Linked DNA regions of Mus musculus: region 2 is linked to region 1. The links are chromatin loops, found by intact Hi-C in ENCODE. Cell type or tissue: left cerebral cortex. All regions are shown on one strand. Each heading gives the region's core, and the rest is flanking DNA. Links, peaks and the distances in the headings are about the cores only.

Region 1 (17,046 bases), core at 4,421-12,420:
TGTCCTAGGATACTGAGGAAGAGAACACTAAACCCTGCTTTACTGGTGGTTCACACTATGCAGGCACTACCAAGAAGTAGACAGCTACAGCATTACCATCCTTTTCTCAAATGACTTTGAAAGACACCGGTAAAGGGAAAGTGCCCTTCATGGTGGGTAGAACTTCAGGCAGTGTACATGGTCATATAATTTTGCTTGTAAGCATGACTTTGTTACTGTTCTATTGCTGTGAAGGGACATCATGACCAAGGCAATTCTTATGAAGGAAAATATTTAATTGAAGGCTTGCTCACTGTTTCGTAGGTTTAGTTCATTGTCATCATGGCAGAGAGTATGGCAGAATGAGGCTGATGCTGACCCAGTACCAGAGAATTACATCCAGATCCCTAGGCAAAGAGAGAGAGAGATAACCTAGACCTGGCATGGAGTTTTGAAACCTTAAAGCTGACCCCTAGGATCACACATCCCCCAACAAGGCCACACCTCCCAATCCTTCTAATTCTTTCAAATAGTGTCACTTCCTGGTGACTAAGCATTTAAGTATATGAGCCTATGGTAGCCAATCTTATTCAAACCATCATAAAGGAGAAATGGCTAGATATGCATTTGTTTGCTGAATAATGAATAATTTGTTTGCTGTAGCCAATGGACTGGGTTAATAGTCAAGAACTTGGAAAGAGAATGATTGGAAATTTTGGTGAGAAAGACATTTGGAGAATTATTTGGATACATTTCTTCAAATTTCTGAAGAATTTAAAGACATTTTTGTCCCATATAAATGCTCATTAAAAGGTAACTTCAACAGAGGAGTTCAATAATCAAGTAGATAGGGTGGCTCATTCTCTGAACAGTCAGCCTCTTTCCCCAGTCATTCCTGTCATTGCCCAAAGGTCCCATGAACAAAGTGGTCATGGTGGCAGAGATAGAGATTAAGTATGGGCTTTACAACACGGACTTCCCCTCACTAAAGCTGACCTGGCTATAGTTGCTGCTAAGTGCTAAATCTACCAGCAGTGGAGACCAACGCTGAGCCCCCATTATGGCACCATTCTCAGGAATGACTAGCCAGTGACCCAGTGGCAGGTTGACTATGTTGAACCACATTATGGAAGAAAAACCTGTCACTTTCCTGAAATAGATGTTTGCTATGATTATGGATTTGCCTTTCTTGATCATAATGCTTTTGCCAGACTTCCATCTGTGGGCTTTATTCACCCCCATGGTATTCCATACATCATTGCATATCAGGGAACTCACTTCAGAGCCATTAAAGTGCAATGGTGGAGTCATGCTCATGGAATCCATAGGGCTTACCAGGTTCTCCATAATGAAGCAGTTTGCTTGATAATATAGTGGCATGGCCTTTTGAAGACACAGTTACAGTGCCAGTTAGGTGGCAGTAGCCTGGAGGGCAGGGTTGGGGTTCTCCAGAGTGCAATATATGGAGTGTCTATAGCCAGGCTTAATGGGGGCAGGAACCAAGGGTGGAAATGGGAATTATCCCACTCACAATCCCTAATGACCCCCAGGAAAAGTTTTGCTTCCTGTTCCAATGATCTTAAGTTCTGCTGGCCTAGAAATTTTGGTTTCAGACTGGGGAGCTCTCCTGCCAGGAAATATGACAAATATTCCATTGAACTGGAAGCTCAGACTTCCTTCTGGCTACTTTGGGCTCCTGATGCCTTTAAACCAACAGGATAAAAAAAGAAATAACACTGTTAGGGGGAGCAATTGATCCAGACTTCCAAGAAAAAAATTGAGTTGGTTCTTCACAGTAGAGGTAAGGAAGAGTGTGTCTTGAGTACTCAGGGCATCTCTTGTTGTTAAGATGTCTTGCCACTAAAGTCAATGGGAAACTACTCAGCCTAATCCAGGCTAGATGACAAAGGTCCCAGACTCTTCAAGAATGAAGGTATGTCTCACTCCTTCAGGAAAAGAACCAAGACCTGCTGATGTACTTGCTGAAGATGAAAGAAATACATGCAGATGAAGGATAATAGAGAAAGGTGGTTATAAATACCAGCTAAGGTGATATGACCAGTTTGTAATAAGCATTGTTTCTGTCCTGCTTTGCTAAGGATGTGTTTGTGCATATACACATATATTAAGGAAATACTGTATTTTCTTTACTCATTTTTCTCATGTCATGGAACATCAATTGAAATAATATCTGTGGCTATTATCATGTCTAAGTTATAGGACACTAAAATACTAACTATTCATTGAAGAACATTATATATTCCTTGAAGAAATATATAATGCATTTACGATTGTGAAAAGGTGAAAGTCCTGAGTGCATGTATGTTGTTGATATGAGCATGTTCTGTCAAGTACCCCGATGCCTCGGATCCATGGGGATGGCAAAGCCTGGCCTGGATCAAATTCAGAGGAATGGCAAAGCCTTCCCCTGGTCCAACTCTGGATGCTGACAAATGGCTAACCATTAGCTAAACCAGGGTGTACAGAAATTATCAACTGCAGCTTCCTCCTCCTCAAGATTGCAACTTGAGACTGCACCTCTATAGAGGCTTCCAACCAAGATTAGCTAACCCACCTCTATACAATACCTTTATGTTGTATAGAATAAATGTACTGTGTTGAATATAATCTGTGTACTGAGTTTCAGGGCTGCTGCTGCTGCAGTTGCATCAGGGCACACCCCCCTCAATCCCAGCCTTTTCTGTATGTATATATGTTGTCTTTTCATTCGCTGTCACCTCAGTCAGACCAATTCCTTAGCCATGCATGTTGTGCCATATGTGGGGTGGTTATATCCTGTTCCATGAAATTATGATCTGGTTATTGTTTTCATTTGTAAATTAAGGATGACATAAAGAAGTGACTGTGTCAAATTGAAAACGGATGGATTTGTGATGGCTAATCTTGGTTGTCAACATGACTACATCCGGAATCAACTAAAACTCAAGCAGCTGGGTGCCTATCAGGGATTTTCATGATTGGATCATTTGAGATGGGAAGATCCACCCTAAGTCTGGGCCACATCGTATGGAAGAAGGAAGCTTTTACTTCCTGCCTGCTTGCTCTTATTCCTGTTGGCAAGTTCATTTGTCCTATTGCTCAGGAATTCCTTTGCTGGTACTATAACCTGCTTCTTCAGGATTCCAATGTAGATTGAAGACCAGCAGCTCTTAGGAATCCTTTGGGACTCTAGACCCAGACTGGGACTGACTCTGTGTGTGTGTGTGTGTGTACGCACGCGTGCGCGCATGTACATGCATACGTGTGTCTAATATATGGGGATATTCTGGAAAGCCAAGAAGTGTAAAAGTTTCAGCCAAACACATTTTCCAGGGCTGTCCAGGATGATGTGAGTGCCCGATGGGACTGTTTATCAAATGCAGGGGCCATGGCCACAGAGATGGCTATCTTCTCATCTTTAAAGGTCAAATAGTTCCCATTTTCAGTCTTCAGCAGAGTCATTTCCTGTTGTGAGTAACTGGGGTCCCATTTACTTAATAGCCTGGGAGTTAATGTGGCTTGTCATATCGGCGGTTCCATCCCCCTACCTACTTTTTAAAGTTGCTATTTTTGCTTCTCTGTCTGCTCTGTGGTTACCCTTGGCAGTAACAGCATTTTCCCTTTTGTAACTTGCAGGGAGACAGATAATTTTAGCCACATTATCAGCAGTAGCAGCAGGGAGTGGAGATATCCCTGTCTATCCAAAGACCTGGTCCGGAACCATCAGTATATATTTTAGGGTTTTTTTTTATTTTAATTTCCCCTTTTTTCATTGTTGAGTCACATATTCCTCCCATATCTGTATAGCAATGGTGTATCTCCCCCATATACTCATCTTAAGTATTGTATCACACACAGCCTGAGGTCCCTAGTGACTTCCCATATCATAGGATGCACATTGGTTAGAATCTAATCTCTGGAGACTACAGGACCTTTCTGATCAAAAGGACAGGCAATTTATCAGAGGTGTCTCATTGTCCCCTGAGTCCTGGGTCACCATGAATCTCAAAGACAAAGGTATTGAATGTCCTCTCAGACCCTGTTATCCTCTTTGCTGTAGACTTTCAAGCTTTGCTGAACACTCGGAAGAACAGCATCACCAGCCTTATGCTTTAAACTCTGTATGTATAACATTCAGTGAATAGGAAACAAAACAATCCGCAGAATTTAAAGAAGTCTTGGTTTGTTTTGGCTCAGTTTTCCCAAGTGGCCAAAGTTTAACAAAGCTAATATCTGTTACCATGACCGGATCATTATAACTTTAAGAATTTTAATAAACCTTAAACATTAAACATCTATCATTCTTAAATCCTGTACTCTATAAACCTTGTATAATTTACTTAAACCTTTTATGACTTAGCTTAAGCTTTTGTGGTTTTGTTCTCATCTTTATCTTTGTTGTTGTTGTTGTTGTTTTGTACACTAAGGGCAGTTAAGGAAGTCATTGCCCAGGCCAATATAACTTTAAAGCTCCCCTTTAAATAGGCTTTCGGGAGAGAAAAGGAGGTGGGGGGAGAGAGAGAGAGAAAAAGAGAGAGACAGAGAGAAAGACAGAGAGAGACAGAGACAGAGAGAGAGAGAGAGAGAACGAACTAGAGAAAGCCATATTTTGTCATCCATCTACATAGGAGCATTGATGAGGAAGGCCTGCACCGACTGTGACAACTTTGAGCGTTCTGTTGGCTCTTTCCTTTTTAATGACTCCTTAGTAATCATCCACCCCAGATGGTGGACAGCCTATCTTACAGAAGGCCCAGAATGTTGTGTGAGACAGTTTGATTCGACCTTACATTTCCCCAACGTCTTTTCTTGACATTCGTCTAAGAGTGTGGGGTTATTCTGTTGTCCTCTCATTAGGTCCCAGTAGGTGGCACTCACACATAAGAGGGAAAAGAGAAGGGTGAGGACTATTTGGGTAGGGCTTCATTTGCTTCATCCTGGAGCCTCTTGGCATATGGCAGGTTCATATAAACCCGAACTTGGATCTGAATTCTCCGGGAGGGAAAAAGTTCCCCCCAGATCAGATACTGCCATTCAGTTTATTCAGACACACATAACCATATGACTACAATCTCTTGCCTACTGCCTAGAAGTCACTGGAGAGCCGTGTTTTCCCGGATAAATTTACACAGCTCAAGGACTCTTAGAAGGTAATCAACCAATTGTCCTTTCCATCCAAAGAAATGCTAACCAGATATCCAAAACCAATTGAACCGAGTTTCTTCTTCTAGTCTAATGGGAGAGGTTCCCTGACCTACTTCCTGGGGCTGGGCTCCATTCCACTTTTAGAGATGTCCCTAGACCCCAGAATGGCCAATCTCCGACATGTTCAGTGGTCCGTTGGTGCCAGGCAAGTCTCTGTTCTTGTGCCCAGGGAAGCCAGCACCCCAGTGCAGGGGAGATGAAGCCGGCACCCCAGGGTGGGAGATGAAAGCACTCTTGCATTTCCTAGCTAGTGCAACAGAAAGGCTGAGACCAAGGAGAGACACCCAAGGGTGGAAGCCAGGAAGCAGTTTATTGTATCCATATAACAGGCTCAAGGGACATCAGTTCAAAACACTAAGCCCCAAGTTCAGCTATACAGAGCATTTTTACACCCCCAACCTTATCTTTTGAGCAACCCAAAGTGACATACATTTTGATTGACCATGCTCAGTAACCCAAAGTGACACACATTTTGATTGACTGTACTCAGCTTTGTCTTAGTTACTTTCCTCTACCACCATGGATTCTATTCATCTGGAACCACAAACCAAATAAACTCTTCTATAAGTTGCTTTTTATTACAGTAATTTAAAAACTTAACTCAGGCAGCAGGGTAAAATTGTTGTGAAGATAGTCACTATGTTAAGTCATGGTACACAGGTACTACAAGAACTCAAAACTCACTGATATGAATCTCAAAGTTATGAAATTGAGATAATTTAAAATACTAGAGACAAATAAATGATCAGCATTTGTGGGGCTGCAGTTGCTGCCCCACTGAAGGCTTGCCTCCAGTAATGCCCTGTCTCCACTGTGAAGGCAATATCATGGCAGCCTCCCAAAGCCCAGTGTCAGCACTTGTAAATGCAGTGTAACTTTCACAAATCAAGGAGAGAGTATTAAATGAAGCTCTCCACAATGTCAAAGTTTTGAACTTGTATGAGTGTATCTTGGAGTAACACTGTTTCCTATAGGATGACTGCGCTATAACCTATTTCCCAAGTATCCTATTATCTGGACATTGGGTTTGTGATAGTCTTGGGCTGCCATCAGAGAGTATTGCTGGCTGAGTAACTGAACCTTCGACTATTCCTGTGTATCCCTGTGCAGATCAGCCCTGTCTCCACCCAGGTCATACTGGATTATGTTACAACGTTTGCTACTTTTCTTCTTATTGTGAACAAAAACTTAACAACTTCAGGAGGGAAAGGTTTCTTTTGGCTTACAGTTTGAGAGTACAGTCCATCATACAGGGGCAGTCTGGCGGCAGAAGCAGAAGGCAGCTGGCTCTATTATCTCATGAACAGAGAAGCCAGGAAGTGGGGCCAGACTATGAATCCTCAAGGACCCCACCCCATGACTAACTCCCTTCAGTCAAGCTCTTCTCTTCCTCTACCAAGGCTCTCTCTCCTAAAGCTTTCATTACCTTCCAAAACAGTACCACCGGCTGCAGACCAAGTCTTCAAACACAGGACAGGAGTATTTCTCCTTCAAACCATAAGCCTATTTGAGGACATAGAACTCATTGAACCAGACCACTTGGTTGGTAAAGGCACTTGATGTCAAGCCTGATGGTCTGAGTTCAGTCACCAAGGCCCATAAGGTAGAAGGACACAAGTGACTCTATCTCGACATGAGCACCATTGCACGCTCGAGCACACACACACACACACACACACACACACACACACACACACACACACATATGCTTGAGCACCTGAAGGGAATAGATACAATGTCAAAAAGACTGTGTTTGCTAACTTTTTGTTTTTATCTCAGTAGAGTCACCTTTTAAGAACACTACTGGAGCCAGGCTGTGGTAGTGCATGCCTTTAATCCCCTTGAATCCCAGCGTGGGAGGCAGAGGCAAGTGGATCTCTGCTTGAGAACAGCCTGGTCTACAGAGGAACGCTGTCTCAATAAACAAAACAAAAAAAACCTCTACTGGAAATTGAGAAACAAACCCAACAGCAGCAGCAGCAGCAGCAACAACAACAACAACAAAAATCCAACTGGGAGAAACCCCAACTGACTGAAGTAGTCAATACAGTGTAAAACAGCCTATGTAAATTTAGTCTTATTAAACATTTATAAAAGACTGCCAAGTCACAGATTCTAGACCTACAAAAATTTCCCAGGAGATGGAACTTGTACCAGTATCTCCTAACCAAAGCCCACCAGGAACACGGTCCGTGTAGCTGAAGGCAGTTTTGCTAACCATGATACCACCAAAACCTCTTTACCTGACATTGAAGGAGTTGTTCATATTAGAAGAAAGTGAACACCAGGAGAGAACTGCGTGGTGCCTTCACTTAGTGGTGTTAGTGGCACTACTGAGTTTGAGTTTGGTTGGGTGGATTGAAAGGGTCTATGGAATCTAGGCTTGCTGTAGATTGGATGTCCACGAGAACCTCGATAAATCCAAATCTATAGCAAATTGGAACCGAGATAACATTGAAACTTGTAACAGAAGTAGCAGTCATTAATTCTCCCAGGTAGGGGAGATATTTGGTATTTTGTGAGTGACAAGATTCTGTCTGTCTGTCTGTCTGTCTGTGCCTTAGCCAAAACTATAAATAGGCTTGTTCTGTTTCTTTGTCCCCAAAGCAGGCTTTCCCACAGATGGACTTCTATAATGCTCTTTTTGTGCAAGATGAGAACAGCATGGCCCAGCTGTGGAGGGCCAGCTTCTGAGTGGCAGGATCACCCCCTCGTCTGTTAGTTTCCAATAACATGGAAGCAAGAAAATTAATGACAGAAGCCAAAGTAACTCAGCCTACAAAATCTTTATTATGAAATAAATAGAATTGGATAGTGTAATGTGGCATAACAATTGATCAAAGAAAGCATTAAATGTACTAATAACATTGGCTCTAGAAAAGACTTCAAGTAGTTCATCACTATATAATTCTAACTCAAAGTATTGGATTCTAGTTTGGGAGGGTATGTAATTTGCTAATGTCGTTGGAGAACAATTCAGCCATATCCACAAATATTGAAACTGCATTTATTGTCTGTTGTGGTGGTTCACTCCTTTAATCTCATCATTGTAGAGGCAGAGGCAGGAAGATCTCTATGAGTCCAAAGCCAGCGGATTCTACATAGCACATTCCAGGCTAGCCAGGGCTACACAGTAAGATCTTGTCTCAAAACAGCAAAAAACCCTGCATCTGTCTTTTGACAAAGTAATTTTAGTTTTGAAAAATTATTCTAAAAAGAAAATTGCATATGCACACCCCCAAACACCCACAAAATGGCACAACATATAATAGTAGTACTAGGTCCACATGTAATAACAAGAGTTGGGAGACATTAAATACTCTGTAGGATATCTATAAAACTAAGTGGCCTTAACAGTCAGTATTTCCGCAGTGTCAGGGTTCGGTCCACCTATTACACTATTGCACATCCACTGACAGAGTAAAGTCATGAGTGGTCCGGGAAGCAGCAGATTGTCTTCCTTAAGCCCGGTCCAGGGTGTTGGCAGGGCCGGCATAAGGGTTTCCTGGGCTTCTCCAACTCACAAGCAAGGACAAGGTGCTGGATCACTCATCACTATGGCAACAGGAGACTTCCCGGCACTGACAAGAGATGTGAACTAGGACTGTGCAGCTTCGGGTCGATTCAATCTGGAATTGGCAGAGCCCAGGAAGAGTCGCTGCCCCATCAAGACTTTTTGTCGTTAGTAGGATTATGATAAAGCCGGGAGCCTTCCCAGGAACAGTAAACAGAATATCAAACCCGGCGCGTGCTCGACCCTGCGGGCCGCGGACCTTGCCTCTTTCGGCGCCACTCTAGCATCACCATGGCAACCCCAGGACTAAGCCAAGTTTCTCTGCCTCTTTAAGAGAACAGACTGCTACCCAAGAGCGCCTTCCCGCGCCTGTAGGGAGCTTGTATCACCATGGCAACTCAAAGGCATCTCAGCCGGCTTTACTGACCCTTCGAGGGTCCTGGTCATGGCCCCACCTCTTCCGGCTCCTCACGCATCCTTCACCATGGCAACTGAGGCTTGGGTTCACCATAGCTTGCTGAGGAGGGAGGGATGTGCGAAAGGCTGCGGGTGTGGGGAAATACTTGCGTCCAGGAGAGGGGTGAAGGAGGTGTTAGTGGCTGGCGCGTTTCCTCCCCTGGTTAGGGTGGCTCACGCAGGTGGCGATGGCTTCAGCTTCGGTGTGCGGAGGGCATAGAACATGAGTGCATCTCGCGAAGGGCAGAGAGCAGTAGCTCAAAAGCACAGCATTCTGCCCTGGGTTCTGGGCTGCAATCCTGGCTCCTTGAGATCAACATTAGATCTCTATGGTATTCCGAGTCCACTCACTCTCAGTCTGTTTTTGTTCCCCTGCTCTTGGCAACCTAGTGTGTGATTAAGGGTATGGTCTCTGGGCTCAGGCTTTATCCGAAAGAAACGACAATGATAGTAATATCTTAAGGCTACTTTGAGTATTAAGCAAGGAAATGGGACAGAGTATATACTTCCTGGGCTTAGTTTCTGGTGCATGACTCAGTAAATGTTTGTTGCTTCTAGATTCCTGTAAACAAGTCACTTAGCCCCTCTGCACTTAAAGTTAACCTTGCCTCTTTGAAAAATAAGGCCAATAGTACCTCTAACACAATTAGGACAGTATTATAAAGTCCCCAGAACAACAGTAGGCACGCAGTAAATGCTATTTAAGTTCTGCATTATTACACTTTGTGCTGGTTAGTTTATGTCGAGTTGACACAAGCTAGAGTCACTGGAAAGGGGGGAACTTCAATTAAGAAAATGCCTCCATAAGATCCCGCTGTAAGGCATTTTCTTGGTGGTTTTTGGAGGAGGCTCCAGCCCATGGTGAGTAGGTAGCTACCATCCCTGGCCAGGTGGTCCTGGATTCTATATAGATCACAGGGCCCCCAATGGAGGAGCTAGAGAAAGTACCCAAGGAGCTGAAGGGATCTGCAATCCTATAGGTGGAACAACAATATGAACTAACCAATACCCCCCCCCCCCAGTTCGTGTCTCTAGCTGCATATGAATCAGAAGATGGCCTAGTCAGCCATCAGTGGAAAGAGAGGCCCATTGGTCGTGCAAACTTTATATGCCTCAGTACAGGGGAATGCCAGGGCCAAGAAGTGGGAGTGGGTGGGGGAGCGTGGGTGGGACTTTTGGGATAGCATTGGAAATGTAAATAAAATAAATACCCAATTAAAAAAAAAAAAGAAACCAGGTCCACAGATTCCCCCAGAGCTCGTAGGGACTGGACCACCAACAAAATAGTACACATGGAAGGACCCATGGCTCTGGCCGCATATGTAGCAGAGGATGGCCTTGTTAGACATCAGTGGGAGGAATGGCCCTTGGGCTTGAGGGGGATCGATGCCCCAGTGTAGGGGAATGCAGGGCAGGAAGGCAGGAGTGGGTAGATGGGTGAAGGAACACTCTCATAGAGGCAGGGGGAGGGGGATGGGATGGGGGATTCCGGAGGGGAGACCTGGAAAAGGGATAACATTTGAAATGTAAATAAAGAAAATATCGAAAGAAAGAAAGAAAGAAAGAAAGAAAGAAAGAAAGAAAGAAAGAAAGGAAGGAAGAAAGAAAGGAAGAAAGAAAGAAAGTAAGGAAGGAGGAAGAGGAGGGAGGGAGGGAGGAAGGAAGGAAGGAAGGAAGGAAGGAAGGAAGGAAGGAAGGAAACAAACCAGGCAGACCACTCTATGAAGAGCAAGTCAGTAAACAGCACTCCTCCGCAGTCTATGCATCAGCTCCTGCCTGTTTTAATTCCTAGGTTAACTTCCTTCAGTGAGGGACTGTGGATGTGGAAACAGAAGCCAAAGAAACCCTTGCCTCCCCCAACTTGCTTTTGGTCACGGTGTCACATCTCACCAACAGAAAGCCTAACCAGGACACCCAGCAAATTGATATCACTGTTGCTTGCCTCGTAAAGCTGGAAAGAACTGCTTTTTATTCCTGCCTCCACCAGAACTTTCAGCCCCTTACCGGCATTTGCTTACATTTCTTCTCAGAATTTTTGACTTTTACACAGCTGAAAGAGGCCATATAATGCCCTTAAAAATGTCTGGGCTGTGAGTCAGGTGGACTTTGTGCAGCTGGTTCTTTGTGTGAAGTTGAATAGGTTCTACTGGTTCCGCACCCATCCTTAGGGTTCTCTGTACGAAGGGTATTAGCTGCGTTTAGCCTCTACTGTCAAGGCAGTGTATTCAGTAAAAATGATCTCTTCATCAGGAACAGCAGGAACAAGTGATGGCTGCTGAGACCGTGACAGGCGCTGGTGCCGTGCGTGCGTGCGTGCGAGCCTGAGATTGGAGAGGAAGTTTCCTGACGTGCACTTTAATCTCTAGTCAATAAAACGCCAGTGTGCTTGAGGGTACAGCGAAACCGTTTCCACCACAAATAAAAAACAAGGAACTCCAGCTTTATCCTTTAAAGCCTTCTTCTAGCCCAGCTGGCAGCTAATCTAAAACTCACTGTTGCCGAAATCTGACCTGGGTGGGATTACCCAGCCGTGAACTTCCTGGATTTCCCCCTTTCCTTAACTGGATCAAGAACATCTGGATTTGTGCTTCAGGAGGCCTTCCCTCACTTGAGAGCGAAATCTCTATTTATCCTAAGATTAATCTACTAGGTTAAAGGATTACTAATAGTTTCCCGGAGGTGTGTGACATTGTGGCATGCGACTTGTGGTGTGACCTGAGAAAAATATCTGAGTTAGATTTTCTTCATCTCTAAAACAAACAAAAAACCCCACAAGCCTGTTGTAATGATGAAGTGAGATACTGCTGTTGAAGGATTCATAATTACCTGTTACATAACAGGTACCCACAAAATAACAACCCCCTTTTTAACTATGGATGTAGAAAAATAAACCCTTGCCTTAAAAAGCAAAACAAAACAGCAATGTACTGTCACCATGACTATTGCATTAATAGCTCACAAAAGACAGTAGTCTTTTTCGTGGTCTTTTTAATGTCTGCCATATCATATCGGCTTAGGAAATGTTAAAGGAAAGAGAAAACCCAGCCAAGAAGTCCTCATAATAGTGAATTTCACATGGCAGCTAACAGTTACTGAACATTGTCTCAGAAACTGTGTTAAGATCAGTTACCTCCTTTCCTTCTCAAGTTCAATGACCTTGTCTAGCCCTCTTCCTCTTCCTCCCCGTCCTCTGGCTTTCTGAACTCGGGATTACACCTGCCCTGTGCCTCACACATGCTAACAAGTGCTCTACTAGTAAGCTACACTTCAGGGCTGGTTTACTTTGTGTTTTGAGACCGTGTTTTACTAAGTTGTTCTGGCAGCCCTTGAACTTGCAATTCTGTTTGAGCCTACTGGGTAGCTAGAACTGCAGTTCTATACTACCAGACGCGGCTTGTGTCTGGCTTTCTGATTTGATGCTTCAGGAATCGTCGTTGAGTCACATAATCTTAAAGAGTCCAGAAGCCGAAACTCATGCCTCCTGCAGCTTTCCAGATGGTGTGTTTGCCGTGTGCCTAGCGAAAGGAAAAGCATCTTGATTGCTCCCAAGTTTTGGCAATTATGGGTAAATTGTGCTAGGAACATCTATGTGCATGAGATTTTATTTTGCTTGCTTGGGTTTTTGTTTTGTTTTGTTTTTGTTTTTTAGCAGTCTTGCTGTGGAGCTAAGGTGATCTCAGGCTCATACCCCCCTCCTTCAGCCTCCTCGGTACTAACATCGTAGGCATTATAGCACCAGGACCAGTTCAATGTGCAGTTTATTTTTGTGGTCGTGTTTCAAATCCTTTGAGTGTTGCTAAGATTATATTTATTTTTGTTTGAAATTGTCAAACTCTTCAACTCCATCAGTGAATTAGCTTCAGGTGCTAGAAATGGCTCTGGAGTTCCAAGAAAATGACTACATAGTCTAAACATTTAGGTAAGGCAAAAAAATTTTACTTCTGAAGGAGAGTCCATAGCCACCCCAAATCAATGCCAAACTAAGCAGGGAAGCACACACATTGGGGGGGGGGGTGTCTGTGTTTTTGGTTCTCCCCCCCCCCAAGCAACTGAGTTCTTTGCTTCATTCTGAGTGGTCCAAGCCTCAGCCTGACATTCTTACAAGATTGGATAATAAACAGCCAGTAAGCAGAATGCAATCTTTAGAACCTTGTGCAATCTTGAGCATGTATTTTGACTTCAAGAAGGGCTGTGTTTAAATCCACTAGTCAAGAGTTATGCTGCTACCACAGTTGTGAAGCAAGCTTTAATTAAATACTGGCCAGGATGACAGACTCTGGCCAGATCCATTCTGGGGTTCCTAGAAAATGTCCACAAGTCACATTTTGCAGGTGCTTATGGAGGCAAACACATAAGGCTGCCCTATTTCCCGTCATGTCCAATCAGGGACAAGCATATATCCTGACGCACTTCCTGCCCACGTACTTCCCACCTGTATGTGGCCATCATGTCCCCGAGATTGGGTCAAGCAAACATATGTGTGACCTCCAGTAAATAATAACCTCCAGCATTTCAGGAAATCTCTGTCCTTGGGTTTCCAGGTTGCAGGCATTTTTGTTTCATGGGTCTCTGAATCATAGTAATTACAACTAAAACACTTGAAACATAACTTTGGCTCTTACAGCTGACCCTAGAGGAATTTGAATTTCTTCCAAATGGCTTCTTTACAATTTTTATATGATTTTTTTTTTGTCTCATTGAAGCCTTTGATAGAAAATACAGTATATCCCTTACATTTCCTACAGAGTGTTTGGTATTATCGGCGTTTCAGATTTTGCCATTTTGAGAGATGTGTTGAGTCTGTCTCATTTCATCAGGAAATCAGAAGCTTCCTCAGAACTCACTATCAAACTCCACTCAGTCAGCGACTGCATGACCAAAGCTATGGTACGTGACCATCCCTAGACAAAGGAGAGCCAGGAAAATAAGGTCTGTATTTAGGTTTATGGTCTTTCTGGTGGAGGACAACAAGAAGTCCTAGTTTCGTTTCTGGTGTCGTGAGAAAAATATCCTCACCAAAAGGAGGGTTTATTTGCCTGTCCCAGTTTTCTCTGTTGCTGCGATAAACACCGTGACGAAAATGAACTGTGGCAATTTCCAAGTGAAAGCAGGAACTCAGGCAGACACCCGCAAGCAGAAACTGAAGCTGAGACTGTGGAGTGCTGCTTATGGGCTTGCTGTCTGGCTCTCTTCCACCTGCTTTTCTGATCCAACCCAGCCCACCTTCCTGGAGACGGCAACACCCACAGTGGGGTGAGCCCCACTGCATCAATTAGCAATAAAGACATGTCCACAGGCCAATCTGATGGAAGCCGTCCTTTAGATGACACCCTCAGATCACTCTGAGCTGTGTCAAGCTGACAGCTGAAGCTAACTAGAAGACCCCATCCTTTGTCAACTAGACACGCAAATATATCTCACATCACTATGGTAAACAAAAAAGTACAGCTTTTACAAGTTTCAAAATACCCATACTTTCAATTTCAGTGTCTATTTAAATGTTCAAAGTCTCTTAGCCACGGGCTCCTATAAAATAAAAACCAAGTTTTATGCTTTCTTATTACAAAAGGAAAGAATTTGGGTATAGGAAAGAGTAAAGCCCAAAAGGGTAACTCAGTGTCCAACATCTGAGACTCGTGATCTTCTAGGTCCAAAAGCTCTGCCAGCTAGCTCCACTTCTCCAACTTGGACGTCACAGCTTACAGGCTCAGGGCAGCTCTGCCTGGATACCTGACCCTGACTTTGGTAGGCATCCTATAGTACTAGGATCTCTAATCTCCTGGGGTCTACATTGCAACTGAGGCTGTACCTCCACTAATGACCTCTTTTTTGGAACTTTGACTTTGACACGTGTACTAAGCCCAAGCCTCAGCTTCCCTCTATGACCTGTTCAGTCCTAAAAGCTTCCATGTTGTCAAAGTCGACATTTCATGATGGACTTGCACGTTACCAAGTTCAGCGGCCAGACTGAAGTGCAGCCCCTCTGGACCACAGCATCTGTGTGCTGACCTTGAGGAAATACTTTCCAGAAGGTCTTTCCTCAGTGATTCTGGTCTCTTATTATTCACAGCTGATCTTTGTGCCCCAGCTAAGTAGCATCCATGACCTCAGTAGAGGACAGGTTTTTCACATTATACAGATTTTTAATGGAAAATATCACACAAACAGACCAATAGACTCTTTCTGAAAATACACAAACCAGGCCTCTATTGCCTGCATTTCTTTCAACATTCTTAGCTTATAAGCTTCCATATAAGAGCCCACTACACTCTTATAACTCAATAGTTTTTCTAACCCAAACCTTTCTAAAATCACTCCCAAAACAACATGGTCAGGTCTGTCACAGCAATAGCCTACCCAACTGACATGCCAATTTTGGTTCTAGTTTGCTTTCTGTGGCTTTGATAAATAGCATTATCCAAAGCAACTCATGGGAGGAAAGGCTTTATTAAAATTTCAAATCTCCATCCATCATGAAGGGAAATCAGGGGAGGCACTCAAGCAGAAAGCTGGAGGCAGGAGCTGAAGCAGGGCCCATGGAGCAGAAAGCTGGAGGCAGGAGCTGAAGCAGGGCCCATGGAGGGGTGCTGCTTACTGACTTGTGGGGGAAATATTATCTTCACATAAAGAGTAACTCAATTAAAATATGTATATGTGAAATTTGAATATGTATTCATAAATATATTAGCTTATTATATTAGTTACTTTTCTGTTGGTATGGCAAATTCCTATGGCCAGGGAACTTAGAGAAGGAAGAGTTTATTTGAGCTTATGGCTCCAGAGGGTCAGAGTTCATAATAAGGAAAGGCATGGCAGCAGGTAGCCAGAGCAGGGTGATAAGAGAAACATTTTCAACCTGCTGAAAACAGCAGATGGCAAGTGGGACCACACTACAACTCCCAAAAGCCACCAGTGCCTAGTGAGATGTTTCCTTCAGCAAGACTCTGCCTCCTAGAGGTTCCGGGACCTCCCCAAGCAGTGCCACTGTTAGGGGACCACGTCTTCAAGTACCTGAGCCTGTAAGGACATTCTCATCCAAGTCACAGCTCTTACAGAGCAGAGGACTTCCACAAGGCTTTTCATACATCCATAGCTTTGATTATTCAACAGTGTGAATTTTAAAGAATTTTCTTTATTATCACATCCTTCATGTGTTGTTGGGCTCTTGCGGCAGTCAGAAGACAACTCAAGCAAGTCCGTTTTCTCCTTTTACCGTATGAGTCCTGGGGACTGAACTCTGGCCATTCTGCTTGACAGCCTTTCCTTACTGAGTCATCTCATTGGCATATGTGTGTGTGCGTGTATGTGTGTGTGTGTGTGTGTGTGTGCGAGTGTGCACACGCAAGATCTCCTGTGTCCCAGATGGCCCTTGGACTTGCTGTGTAGCCAAAGAATGAGTCATCCAATCCACGAGCATAGAAGGACTTGACATTTTCTAATGTCTCTGACTTCTTAAGGTGTTGTAGAGGTCCTTCACTTCATGATTGGGTACAGACTAAGAGTTTGTCTAGATCTTGTTTTTTTTTTTTCTTTTAAGCTATTGTGAATGGGATTTTCCCCCTACTTTATTTCTCAGCAAGCTTGTCATTAGCATATTCAAAAGTGATTTTTGTCTTCTCTTATTTTGCTGAAAGTGTTTAAGAAATCTAAAAGTTTTCTGGTAGGGGTCCTTAGGACCTTTTTAGTATAGGAGCAAGCCATTTACAAACAGGGATAATTTGACTTTGTCCTTTTTTCATCCTGTTTTTTTGTTTGTTTGTTTTGTGGGAGACTTTTCATAACTGTATCAGTTTCATTGATTGTCATGGGTCCATCTAAGTTGTTTATATATTCTTGATTTAATTTCGGTAGGTCGTATGTATCTGGGAATTGATTAATCTAAGTTTTCAAAT
Region 2 (8,000 bases), core at 1-8,000, 95 kb after region 1:
AGTCAAAGACTGAAGAAACTCAAAGTACCAGAAAAAGCATACTTAGCTTCTGTCCAGCACCTCAAAGAAAGAGACAAAGAAGATAGACTTAACGCCTTTCTGAGTCAGGACACAGAAATGCAAACTGACACTGCAGAACCTCATGGCAGCTGATGGGACTATCCCATCAATCCACTCTTGTCCCAGCATGTTAGCCTTCATTTATGCCTTCCCAGAAGCAAGCCCTACCCATCTGAGACCTAAAAGGATGGAACAAAATTTCAGAGAACATATGGCCAGTAAGTGGACAAAGATGGGGCTACTGAGAGGCACCTGTAGATTGAAGATGTTTTGACCCTTGACAAGTTGGCCTCTCTTGTGGAACACCCACAGAAGTTTGGAGGCCAAGGAAAGCTCAAATCCAAGTTCCTCTATCTTAGAGTAAGTGAACAGACCCAGGCATGGAGAGTGACCTACCTAAGGGCACACAGTTACACATATGTAGAAGGGCTTTGACTTTCTATATCAAGTGGCTTAGGTGTCACACTGAACATCAACTGCAGGCTAGCGAGTACAGTAGGTACACCAGGTTGGATCTCCAAGTGCAGGAGACCAGAGCAAGCCCTGATCCTCCAGTAAGACCTGTTCATTTGCAGCGTGGGTTTGGAATGCTGACTTGCCAAGATCTCCTCCTGTTGACATTCTGTGATGGTTCTGGGGTTTGGCACTCCAGGAATCATCCCCTCCCCTGCCACCCCCTCCCCATTGCAGAAGTGTTTCACCCAGTGTTGACAAGAGTCAGAGAACTGTTACGCGTATGCCCATTGGTCCTTTTACTATCGTAAGAGAATTTTGAGGATGGGATTGGAACCAGACAATGACTTGCTATTTGTGATGGATGGGTTAGTAAAACAGAAGGTATCTCAGATTTCCAAAAGGCCTGCTGGCACATAGCAAGGGCCAGAAAATTCCACCCACTCATTCCAACACTGGCTTCCCTAACCTCAGGCTGTGGCTTTATCAATGTCAACCACACAGTGCAGTGAGGTTGTTATTGTGTCTCATTCACTCCAGTGCCTGGCATGTGGTGAGTATTTACCTCCTTCTTAATGACCAACAAACATTATTGTTTATGGAAATAGGCAGAACAGAAATGAGGCTATGATGTGCTCAAAGCATCCTGCTTTGGATTATCTTGTTACCTAGGCAAGCTTCCTTCTTCCTTTTTATACTTAAAAGAATGTGAAGCATGAGTATCTTCCAAACTATTCTGTAAAACACTCTGTGTGTGTGTGTGTGTGTGTGTGTGTGTGTGTGTGTGTGTGTGTGTTCACATATAAACACTCTCCTTAGGTGATATGGACCATGAGACATATTACATTTCCCTTTGGAGACTCACATGGACTTTATAGTGATAAAAACTCAGAAATCCTACAGTGGAAACATCTGCTTTCCTTTAGCCAACTTCTTCCAACAATTTTTGGTCCCTTCCTCTTCAGATTTAAGAAACTAATGCTCTAGGCCATTCTTATTTATTTATTTATTTTTGAAACTTTGGTTTAGATCATCCTGAAATGCTTTTTGTAAACCATCGTCTCTCGTCCAAAGGTAATGATGACCGTAGTGGTAATGACTAGGGACTTTAGAGTTAAGTAGACCTGGGTTCAAATCTTCACTGTGCTCTTTAATAGCTGGGTGGCCTTAGGTGTGTCCCCTAAAATTCCTTCCCAGGAATTCCTTATCTATAAAGTGGGTTTGGTGATATTTCCTTCTGGAATTGCAAGCTATTGACCGGTGTTTAATAAGATAACAGCATTTATATTTAACGGTATCCATAACAGTCATGACATGCTCTCTGTCCATCGTAAACACCTGTTACTCCGGTCATTATTCATGGGCTCTCCTACACCCTTTCCTATCTCTTACGCTTTAGACCCAGCTGCTATCAGAGGAGACAAAAGAAGTTAGGTAGGGCAAGGTCAGGTGCTCACGTGACCTTTTGATGTTTTCTTGGTTTCATGCACCAGGTGCTTGATAGGTAGACCTAGGTGAAGGGACCAGAGGGCAGATGGCAGAGAATCCTGCCTCTGTTTATCAATCAAGTGAGTCACCTGTGCTAGGTAACTAGATGCTGTTGAGGGTTAAGAGAAGTTGCAAGAATGCTTACCATTTCTTCCAGAATGAATGCCCACAGCCTACTACTGTGCTAGCAAACTAGGCTCTACATAAGGGTAAGGCAAAGCCTTGTGTTTGCCCAGGCAAGAAGCAAACATTCAGGAGGAGCAGGGCGGGCTAGAACTCTGAAAGGGTAGGGTTAATCAGGCTTCTAGAAGCTCTACCCAAGGCCACGCTATAGTGGGAGATATCTGGAAACAAAGCCACCACTCCATAGGCTCACATCAAAGCGCCAGCTTGGTGGCAGACATGACTCTATTGTGAGGTAGAAAAGGCAGGGACTACACTGGAGACAAGGATGGGTGTTGGAGCTTGGGTCTTTGTGAGTACTGAACAAGGCACTGTAGGCTGATGTGCTTCTGTCTGCCTCTTCCTCTACTCCTTCCCAGCTACAGGGCAAACAGCAATAAAAGAGCCCAGCTAGCAATAGTAGTGTTGCGTATTTCTCTGTCTTTGCTGTCTTTGTATTCCTGAGAAAGGTACTTAATCTCTCAAAGAAACTTAAGCTCTTCCTGTGTGAGATGACAGTAGTAATTCCTGCCTTGGAGAACCCTTCCAAGGATTGGGGGGGGGGGGTGTTCATTGTCGGTGGGTCCCAGACTATGACACACTGAGTGCTCGCACAGGAATAATTATCTATTCCAAACAGGTTTGGTTTTCAGATGCCTTAGCAAATACCCAACACAGCAAACTCTTATGCTATTACTTGGGCCAGGTTTAAAGTGGATATGCAAGTTGAAAAAAATATTTGAAGAAAAATATTTAATTAATAAGGGCATAGCAAGTGTGCACATAAGGGGACAAGCAGGCTTAAGTCTGCAAGGCTCAGAATCCGCAGGAAGGCAAGTGGGGGCTGGCACATGGCAAAAGGTCATATCCCCTCCCGTGCTTTCATCCTCAGGAAGGGAGAGAAGCTGGGGAGGAAACAGAAAGTGCTTATGGTTTTCATGTGTAAGTCCTTGTTCCGGCTAGAGCATAAATGTCCCTTCACTTCCATTTTCTCCTAGCTATGTGTCTTAGCTCCCCATTAGGGCGTTCTTGCCCTAAGTCCCTTTGCCTTAATGGGAACATTGTCAGTTCTAAGAGCTTATGTCAAATGACACCCTCCATCTCCTATATGTCCTTGGCAGAGTTTCAGGTGGCAAATACTCTTCACAGGAAAAGGGAGAGAGGTAAGGAGAACGCTAGAGAGAACAAGAAAAGGAAGAGAAAGAGGAAAAGAAGGATAGAGAGGAGCAGTCTATGACAGCAGGGTTGGGCCACAGCTCTCAGCATAGTGTGAGATGTCTTCTTTATTTGCTAAGAATATCTATCTCTCTCTGCCGCTCTCTATCTCTTTCTTCCTGTTTCTCTGTTTCTGTCTGTCTGACTGTCTGTCTCTTCCTCTCTATGTGACTGCCTGTCTGCCTGCCTGACTGTCTCTACCCTCCCTCTCCACTCCAATGGAGGAATGGAGATTCAGAGACAGACAGTGACTTTCCCAAGAGAACAGGGGACCTGAACTCGGATGTCCCAGTTATTCATTCCATTCTTTGTTTTCTGTTGTAGTGATTCCTTGCCCTAGAAGGACCGAGTAGGTCTCCTTTAGAATAGGTTCATCTGTGAGAACAAAACTAAAGACACAGGCATGAGCTAAAGAGCTCTAAAATCCCAGACTCTTGTTAGGTGAAGGCCCAGCCCTCGAATGACACAGAGCAATGAACAATGGAGGAAAGCCTGCTGCATGGAGTGGAGCTTTGCTACCCAAGCAGAGGGAGAACAGGACAGCACATGATTGCAGAGTACAGCTCGTGCCGCTCCCACCAAGGCTGAGCTTAGAGAAGTGTGTTTTGTTCTTATTTGCTACAATCTTAGAGGACATTTCTGGTTATTTCTTGGTTGTGCTGGGAACTTGGTGTGGTTTCTACTTTGTCACTGCTGTGGTCATGTTTCATGCTGTATTTTTGGTTCCTGGGGCTTTCTTCTGTCAGTGTTATTATTTGAAAAGACAATGCATGGGTATGTATGATAGGCACACTGTGACCACCATGTCAATGCCCTATCTCTTCACTAGTACCAATGAGACCCTAAGTTTGCACTAGACATGTGTTGTATGCCTGGCAGCGATCCAGTAAGACAGCTCTCTTTCCAAGCCCTCGAAGCTGAGGGGGCAGGAACGTTCAGCTGTGATTTCACCAGAAGTGGCTGAGGCTTCCTTCCAGGATAGCTCATTATATAATCAGCTGCCAGTGCTCTTTGCCCTCCTGCCTTCCTGCCAGAAACACAGGGTGTCACCCAGAGGTGCACGAACTATCTATGAGCTTGAGGCCAAGTAAAGCCAGATGTAGCTGGAAATAATCCTTCCAACCATGTACCAGCCCTGGATGGCCTGTCTAAACTTTTCATTTAGATAGAAGGGAGATAAAAACCTCTTGTGTGATTAAGAGCCATTCTTTGGGACTCTGTGACAGGCAGCCAAATAAAATTCCCCGAGACCTCTGGGCATGGTAGAACATACCTATACTCTCAGCTCTTGGGAAGCAGAGGCAGGCAGATCAGAAGTCCCACTCCAGCTTAGGCCACATAGTGAAACTCTGCCTCAAATGGCCAAGAACTAGCCATATATCTCAGTGATAGAGTACTTGTCTAGAACGTGCAAAGTCCTTGGCTCAATCCCCAGTACCACAAAAAGCAAACAACAAAATCATTGCCTATAGTTTCCTTATCATTGGGTTCCTAGATCCCCTCCCCAGAGAAAACCATAGTTAGCATCTTCTTTTAAGTCTTTTCAGGCATCATCAAGCTGTATACAAGGATAACTACATCTGAGCCTGTGATTTTTTGTTTTTGGGGCTTTTTTTTTTGGCTCTAATTTAAATGTAGAATCTTAAAACTCAGGAGTGGGGTAGGGATACAAAATACATTATGATCATCTTGCTCAGAGATTCTCACTGAGAATCAGGAAGGGGTAGAGGTGGTCATGTTTGTTGACAACACCGTGTCTAATGAGAGATGTTGCTGATGGGTTTGTAGGTGAGGTAATGTATTGACCGAGGAAAAGGTTGACACCTCCCGATTTAAACCGAACCCTGCATCTCTCAAGGTCTCCAAGTGTGTTAGAGAGAAGCCTTGACTAGACCAAATCTCCAAACCCCCAGAATGCAAGGCTTCTGTTTTACCCAAATGTTGAGGACACAGAATCTGAGCCAGAGGACATGCTGGGACAGAGGACATGCTGGGATGAGCAAGAGAAGCTGAGTGCTGGGGTCTTGTTGGAGGAAGACAGAAAATTATTTATTCTGAGTTGTAATTGACTTAAATTAACAATTCTGTTCTCTCTCTTGGGTCCTCACAAATATTGTCGTACAATGAGGAGCAAGCCTTGTTTGGATTTTCTAGACATTTTTATGTCAGAGATGTTAACAAAGCTATTTCTCCAAGTGTTCCCGACTTCCTGTCATCTAGTCTGTCTTCTGGTAGACAAGATGGTAGCCTCGCTCACACTTTGCTTTAAAGTTATTGGCACCCTGCTATAAGGAGCCACATGTGCCGGAACAAGCCTCAGCCCTTTAAAGTTTATGACTCTTTTATTTTATGGCTCTCTTTACTGATGCACGAAACTAGGACCTAAATGTGCTGCCTGGGAATCCCCACTTTGCTCCAGAGAAGTAAGAGGCCTTTGGTTTTGGATTAATCTGATGAAGACCAAACCTCCCAGGTAAATGCAGCCAGCAGACAATAGATTTCCCAACCATAAATTAATGCACTATCTTGGGAATCAGCTCAGTGGTAAAGAACTTGTCTAGCAGGGCAAGTGCAGTTCCTAGCACTAAATTCACTGACGGAACCTCTTTAGTACCGAATCCTTTAAAGAAATGAAGAGCAAATATTGAAGATAATGACGTTTATGCATATGCACACAAGGTACTTTGATCATATTCCTTTTTTTTTTTTTGCCCTGTCTTCTTCCTAGTTCTCTGTCCTTCCTCCCAAATAGACCCTCTTCTACTTGTTTTTTTGTTTTGTTTTGTTTTTGTTTTGTTTTGATCTAGATTCTGCATGAGAAAAAATATGCTATGTTGTCTTTTGGACTCTGACTTACTGCAGTTAATACATTTTTCCATCCATTCTCTTGCAAATAGCATAATCTCGTTGCTACTTATGGCTAACTAAAACTCATATATCACCTTTGCTTTACCCATTCATCTAGAAATAGGCTGCTTCTGTGACTGGACTTCCTGAATAGAGCTGAATGGACATGAGTGGGCAGATGTCTCTGCTATGTACCAACTTCATTTTCTTCAGGCATGTACCCAAAAGTGGTGCAGCGGAGGGATCTGCCTCTATGGAAGTCACCCAGTGTGCCATGCACGAGAACAAATGAGAACAGACGTGGGGCCCTGTGCTCCTGTCCATGGCTCCTTATTTCAGAAGCTGCCTAAACTTCAGTTCAGTGGGTGAGTAGGTCTGGAAAGTGGCTGATAGGAGAGCTGGTCACATGCTGTCGGATGCCTTCCAATGTCGTTCCGTGGATACACTCGGACTTCATCCTACCTTTATTCAGATGAGAATGTTCTTTCTTCCAGTTTCTGTTATCTTTTATGTCACAGTGAAATGTTCACTTTCCTGTGAATCTTTACTATATATAGTAGGCAAACCTTATGATCCCTGCTGTACAATTACATTCTATATGTTCTATTTGCCTCTCCTGTAGTGGCTTATCATTGAGGGAAAGGTAGGACCCTACTTCACTCATCCTTCTACAGAAGAGACTTTCCTCCTGTGTCCATAATTTATGCATACTTATTGTCGACACAGAAAAACAACAGGGAATATGAAACATTTTGCATTTTGTTACACAAATTCTAGACTTTAAAACTTTCCTTTACTTGCTGAAGACATATCAAAATTGGATCACTACAAATCCATGGTCACACAGACTGACTTAGTTAAACTCAATGGGTTACAGAACAAAACAAGGAGACACAACTGTGGGGCAGTGTGTTGGAGGAAGGAGGGAGGAGGTGGAGAGGGTGCGGAATTGCTAAGCAAAGGTGGGGTGGGAGCCATTGGATTGCTTCATATACATGCATGACGTTGTCAAAAGAATGAATTTAATAAAAATGTGCCTCATCACACTACATACAAGAAGGTGTCAAGGGAGTTTCTCAACTGAAAAGCAGGAAATGACTAAATTGGCAGAAACAGAGTTCTCCCAGTTGGAAATCCAGGGTGCGCCAGCCTGGGTGGTGAAAGGGGTTCTCCAAAGGGAAGGAAGAGCCCCTGCACTCTCTTCTGCTCTGTGATTCAAGTCACCATTCTGAGATCTTAGGCTAAGCATTTATCTGTAGGCCTTGGTCCATTATCAGAAAAATAAAAAGCTGGGCTTTGTGGCCTCTGGTGTGTTTTCTTCTTGACAAGCTACATCCTCCAGCAAGCTGTCCTTTGACACCATCATTTCCTGGTGTTCTCTCTGGCTACAACTTGGCCCTGCAGGTGTACCATCAGGAACCAGACGGTGGGTTGTAGTCTCTTTTCTGCGTTTGTTTTTTCCCACCTGTGCTCATGAATGGCCAAGAGTTTGGCAGAGAAGCCTTCCAACAGAGTCTTGTAGGGGGTTGAGACCCACCCACCGATTTCTCTTCTAGGTCTAAGAACTTAGGGTGACCATTGGGATGAAAAGTGGAGGCCAGCCTTTCCAGTCTTCCCTACTGACTGCAAGCACTGTGTGCCCCACAGAAAGCCATGTGCAGCCCATGGAATGAAGACTCTCTGTCACCGTGCATGCCTTTCCTTGATCTTCTCCTTCCTGGTTTATCTGAAATGCATCTTCTTTAATAAGCTGACCTCACTTATTGCCGTCATCA

What was found. Hi-C counts contacts between places; a loop is a spot of excess contacts. Peaks named below come from ENCODE experiments on the same cell type or tissue, not always from the same donor. Only the 100,000 strongest peaks of a DNase experiment are listed, where the experiment ranks them.
Region 2: it touches region 1 in a loop (2.6-fold over the local background); 3 of 42 quality-filtered maps call a loop at or near these places.

What each region holds. Positions count from the first base shown.
Region 1 is chr2:129,900,134-129,917,179 of GRCm38, forward strand. No RefSeq gene overlaps it. Among named protein-coding and RNA genes, the nearest start is that of Gm39933, 12 kb to the left of the region's middle. In left cerebral cortex, for the core only: a CTCF peak has its summit at 4,851 (motif pointing right); DNase peaks (open chromatin) are centred at 4,865 and 9,039; H3K4me3 peaks cover 988 bases; H3K27ac peaks cover 2,718 bases.
Region 2 is chr2:129,999,872-130,007,871 of GRCm38, forward strand. It overlaps a transcript of Tgm3 not described here. Among named protein-coding and RNA genes, the nearest start is that of Gm52561, 8.3 kb to the right of the region's middle. In left cerebral cortex, for the core only: no CTCF peak of the experiment used is centred there; DNase peaks (open chromatin) are centred at 4,309 and 6,442.